Regions from separate parts of the Homo sapiens genome. Here region 2 is linked to region 1. The links are chromatin contacts, found by Hi-C in ENCODE. All regions are on one chromosome and are shown on one strand. The core of a region is the stretch at or near the end of the contact, and the rest is flanking DNA. Distances in the headings are between cores, read along the strand shown. Region 1 holds the start of GALNT1 (polypeptide N-acetylgalactosaminyltransferase 1). Region 2 overlaps FHOD3 (formin homology 2 domain containing 3).

The links. Hi-C counts contacts between places; a loop is a spot of excess contacts on that map. Pooled maps may share reads with other maps.
Region 2: a loop to region 1 is called in a map with no recorded cell type, with 4 times the contacts of the local background. The contact joins the enhancer-like site here to the promoter of GALNT1 in region 1. A Hi-C loop is called at or near these places in 4 of 37 single-sample maps with no recorded cell type and 2 of 50 pooled maps.

The regions. Positions count from the first base shown.
Region 1 is chr18:35,580,338-35,583,107 of GRCh38, reverse strand. It overlaps GALNT1 (polypeptide N-acetylgalactosaminyltransferase 1), which reads right to left and starts at 1,368. Exons shown (of 12, transcript NM_020474.4): 1 at 1,246-1,368. RefSeq lists a silencer at 1,627-2,326.
Region 2 is chr18:36,628,001-36,630,770 of GRCh38, reverse strand. The region is part of intron 10 of FHOD3 (formin homology 2 domain containing 3); the gene reads right to left. Among named protein-coding and RNA genes, the nearest start is that of TPGS2, 200 kb to the left of the region's middle. Within about 2 kb of position 1,355, at least 3 of the 41 ENCODE cell types and tissues checked have a DNase peak (open chromatin) inside an H3K27ac peak, as active enhancers do.

The DNA.
Region 1 (2,770 bases), core at 119-2,618:
GTCTCCCTTATTCACCATGTACCCAGAACTTAAAACTGTGCCTCATAGACAGATCGCATTCAGTAAATATTTACTGACACAACAAATGTATGTATAATTTAGACCAGGGCTGTTCAACTGTAGCAAAGAACCACATTTAGCTATGGAACACTTGAAATGTGGCTACTGTGACCGAGGAGCTGAATTTTTAAAATTTAATTTTAATAGTCACATGTGGTTAGTGGCTCCCACGCTGGACAGTCCAGGTCTGGACACAGATGTGATGTAAAGAGGACTGGACTAACAAGGTCTAGGTTTGAATCCCAACTCTGCTGCTCAGATTGTGACCTGAAAAGTTGCAACTTCTTAGGGCCTTCACTATTTCATCTGTGAAATGACAAGACCTCCTAACTCTCAGCGTTCTTGACACGATTATAAAGCAATGTATTAAACATAAGATATGATCAAAGTGACATTCTCTGCCCTCCAGAAACAGTTCAGAAAGACTACTTTGCCTATTGCCCACTTGACCAAAAAAATGCCAAGTGAGTTTGGTAGACGGGTTGGTTAGCTCAGTGGCTTTGAGAATGAGGACAAGGTCACAAATCTGGGGAGTAAGGGAACCTCATCTAGCAAGGCTGACCAGATAAGAGAAGCAATGACAATGCAAATCATCCCAATTCCTGGTAAATGCTTAAATGGGCAACGTATTGATTATGGATGAGTAAATGACATCTCATTCATTCATTCTTCCAGGAAAAGCGGAAAAGCTACTACATTACCTAAAGCCCGCTACTTCCCAACCACAAACATTTGCTAATTTAGGTCCGGGTCCTCCTCGGGGGCAGCGGGCCGGGAAGCCCCCTCCCCCGCTGCCGGCGTGTCTTCCCCTCCCCCGTGGCGCCGCGAGGGTCAGGCTGGCACCGCGGTTGCAAGTACCACACGGCCGAACCCAGAAGCCATATTTAGCTTTATTTTTGTCAATAAAACAAACTTCCGTCTTCTAAAGAAAAACGGTTCTAACTCAATGTCAAACTAGGACGGAAACTCGCTGCTCGCCAAAGCTGCCAACCAGAGACGCCGCGTGTCCAACGGCACCGGGGTCCCAGACCCGAACCCGCGCCGAGCGTGCCCGCGCCCCGGCCCCAGGCAGCGCCGGCCACAAAGGGACCGGGGACGCGGCCGCGGCGGGGCCTCTTTCTCCACCTCCGACCCGCGCGCAGCGCTGCGGCTCCGGGACTGCCCAGCCGCGGGCGATACACTCACCTCGCTAGGCGCGCGGCGGCGGCGGCGGCAGGCGTCCTCCGGGCCGGCCGCGGCGGTCGCGGCCGGTCCCGCGGCCAGCGCGCTACTCTCGGGCCGCCGTCCGCCGCGCGCTCCTCGGCCACTGCCGGCGGCTCCCCCGGCGGGCGGGCGGGTCCGGCCGGGCCCCGCTCCGCCGCGCCCGCCCCCGCCTCCGCGCCCGGCTCGGGTCGGCGGCTACTCCGGGCGCCCCGCTCGCGGGCTCGGGCGGCGCTACTCCGGGCCGCCCCGCATGCGCGCCGCCTGCCCGCTCACTTGGGGCTCGTCGCGCGGCGGGCGCCGCAGGGCGCCCGCAGGCGCTCGGGCGCGGTCCTCCCTGCGCTGCGTGCTCGGCGGCAGCGGCGGCGGCGGCCCGTGCGGCTGCGCGGGGGAGGCGGGGGCGCCGGCGCTCACCCGGATGCGCGCCCCCTCCGCTGCGGCGAGCCCACCGCGGGGCCGCGACGCTCCCCTCGGGCTCGGGACTCCGGGGTCGGGCGCGGCGCCCCTCCCGGACCGACCGCCCAGTCCCGGCCCCCGCTCACACGGCTACGGGCAGGGCCGGGCCAGGCCGAGAGGTGCCCCCGACCCTGGGTCGGGACAAAGAGGCTGCCGCAGCAAGTTAAAGACAACTCGGGCTGTTGCGCGTCGAGCAGGTCACGGGGTGGGAGGAGATGGAGGAGCCCTCACAGCGGATCGGCTCCCGGGCCGAGCGCGGGGCCGCCCCAACCCGGTCGGCTGCCTGAGGCGGCCGCGAGCGCGGGAGCTGGAGCGCTGTCAGCCGCGCTGAGCCTGCGCCTGGCGACCGCGATGCAGGAGGCCCGGGACTGAGGGAGGACGGCGAGAGCGGAGGCCCGCGACCCGCACCGCCGGGGCAGGCACCCGGGTCTCGGGGGCAGCAACGCCGGGGCCCTTGCAGAACGGGGACTGTTTGGGGAAGTGGCTCCCGCACAGTGCCCGGAGAGGGGCCCTCCCTCTGTGCCCCCTTGGGAAACACTGCTTGGTACAATTCCAATACCCAGCTGTACCCTGCCCTGAAGATAGAAGACAAAACCCTGGCTCTGTCACTCACGCGAGGCATAACCAACCATTCTTTTAATAAATTAATTTTCTACTTAAATAATTCAGAGGTTTGTGTCTTATTGCTTGCCAACCAAGAGCTGCAATAAGAGATTACTTAATATTTAAGTGGTCCCACTTTTAAATTTATATTACCTCTCACATAACCAAAAGGCTGTCCGAAAAAAAAAAAAAAAAACCTGAAGATTATCTCTGGAATTTTAGTATCCTGTTTTTGCTTGTCTACATCTTCCAAGTATTCTAAAATAAAAGTTAAAAGTTACTATTTTAAAAGTACTTATATAATATTTTGAAACAAAGTCAATCATGACTAGCCTGTTACTGTTCCACAAGGAAACTTCACTTTGGAATAAAGTTGTCATCGTTAAAAAATACTCTTATCTTGGGAGAAAAGATTGGCAAATCATATATCTGTTAAAGGACTTGTAGCCAG
Region 2 (2,770 bases), core at 106-2,605, 1.0 Mb before region 1:
CCATCAGTTGAAAGTATCGGCAGCCAAGAGGAGAGTTGCCCACTGCTGCTTCTCAATGCAGATTCCTCAGCTCCACTTGAACATTTCTGGTGAGACTGTGCCAGGTTCCTCTTCCTCTGAACAGGTTCGTGAAGCCTGGATGTAGACTGTCACACCTCTCTTATATAATCATTGTTCTCTCTTGCCAACTTGTTTTATGCTGGTGTCACATTCCATTATGTCAATTTTTTGGAGTGATGGATGTGTATGAAGCCGATTAGAATTGGATTTGTTGGCATTTCAGTTACTGAGAGTAGCATGAGATTAAGTCAAGGCTTGGTCCCCTAAAAGTGTTCAAGCATATTTCCTGAGAATTTGAAGCGTGAAACTTTGCTAAACGGACTTAAAATCAAAAAAAAGACTCTACTGTAAACCATGTAGTAGCCCAGAGTAACCAGTCAGCTGTGAAAGACAATTCATATCTCATTTAAGGAATCTGTTTCCATGACATTTGTTTGTAAAATGCCAATGGATTTTTTTAAACTAGAAATATATTCTATAGATCTGTGTTTTAGCTGATTATATTCTCTGAAAAAGAGTCAATTTTGACCCATGCACATGAATATTTAAGGTAGGTGCACAGAGTTCCAAATGCTTCTAAGAAAACTACCCTTTCCAATAGCCAAAACACTCTCTATCTCAGCATCATGTGGATTACATAACCAACGATCTGCCTTCCCCTAAGGCAGAATTTCTCAGATTCAACACTACTGACATTTTAAAACAGATAATTATTTGTTTGGCAGGGGGCTATCCTGCACTAAGTAGAACAGCATTCCTGGACTCCACCCACTAGATGCCAGCAGCACCACCCCGTCCCAGTTATAACAACCAAAAATGTGTCCAGATGTCTCCTAGGTGGCAAAATCACCCCGGTCAAGAACCACTGCCCGAAGGGACCACTGGGACCAATCCCGGCCTGCACAGTCCAATCTTCCCTGGACTCATCACATAGTCCCCTCCCTCTCCATGTGTCCCTCAATCTGGCTTATCTCTTGCCCTTCTCCGACCCCTCAATCTTCCTCTGTGCCCTGGGAACTCATGATCAGCCATCAGCAAAGTCCCCTATAGTCTCTATCTCTTCATGGAATATTCCTTTGACTTCCTTGCTCTAACACCAAATCTAAGAATACTGTTCCCCATAGCCCTCACACATAACACAGTGGATTCTTCTCTCATATGCCACATACTCTCCTTTGCCAATTTCCCCCAACCTCCCTCAAGAAACCCAGACCCTTGGGACAGGGGTTGGCAAACTACAGCCTGTGGGCTACATCTGGCCTACCACCTGTTTTTATACGGCCTGTGAGCTAAGAGTGGTTTTCACATTTTTAATGGTTGAAAAAAAATCAAAAGAATAATATTTCATGACATGTAAAATTCAAATCTCAGTGTCTATAAATAAAATGTCACTGGAATGCAGCCATGCTCATGCCAGTACCAGTGGCTGATGGCTGTTGACGTGCTACAAAGGCAGAATTCAGTTGAGTAGTTGCAATAGAGACCGTCTGGTACTCCAAGTTTAACATGTTACTTGGCCCTTGACAGAGAAAGTTTGCAGACCCTGCTGCTGAGGCACGTGGCACTAGTCTGGACCCTCCACTCCCTAACCAGTTGTCAACATCCACTATCTGCCAGGTCACTCTTCCACGTATATTAAAATATACACATGACTGAAAGCTGCATGGCACAACTGTTAACATTAGTGACTAAATGAAGTTCAAAATTACTTCTATAGTTTGGAATGTTGTGTGGAAATCAGCAGGATGAAACTGAAAGTTCACGTGTTAAGTCCCATGCAGTGTTTGGTATCAGAAGGACTGACACACAGAGCAGGAAGCAGCCCTGTTTTTGTCAACAGAGGAAGAACCAGGATAAACAGAATAGTTCAAGGGCAGATGGGGTACCTCAGGAGAAAGAGCACCCATGCCTGGAAGTGTACCCCATCTCTTGGGAACTTGACAGAAAGGGCTCCTGCTTTGGGCTAAATTTTAAGAACTTTCTAGCACTAAGATTTTTTCCCCTTCCAATGAAATTTGTAAACTTTAAGTGCAAAGATGAAACTCATTATGACACACATGGTCCCATAAAGATGCTTTTAGTTGACCAATGACCAATAAACTTGTACCTTACTGGGCAAATGCTCAGTGTAGAGTTGTATTTCCTAAGAAACCAAAGCAAACAAATCTGAGTTCAAGCTCTTATTAGTCTTTATTAGAATTAAAGCACATAGCTGGCTTAAGTCTACAGGGAGACTAAGCATTTCTCTCCAAGTCTTTGAATTTTTGTATTTACCTCAAACAAAAAAATACCTACAAGGAATGTAAATCAAATTGTCTCTCTAATCATCTCGCTTGAAGAATATGTTTAGGAGTGGTTGGCTGGGATGTGGTTGACTGGGAAGGAGTCTGTATACTTTGGATATTAAGAGCCAAGGGCCCAGCCCTTGGTCATAGCCCTTAGTCCTGTGATTTGGAATAGGCACTTAGCCCCATCTGTTTTCTCACTTGTACAATGAGGTTAATAAAACCTGTCCTGTCTGAATCTTACAGAGGATGATCGTGAGAGTTAAATTCAAATGATGCAAAAGGACCATCTGAGTGGAGACTGCCCTATATTTTTTTAGAACAATATGAACCCCTTTCTAAAACATATTTCTCCCTTCTTTACAAAAGTTGGCATCACTTGGGTGACTGAGTTATAAAATCTAGCCCCAAATCCTTCATATGTG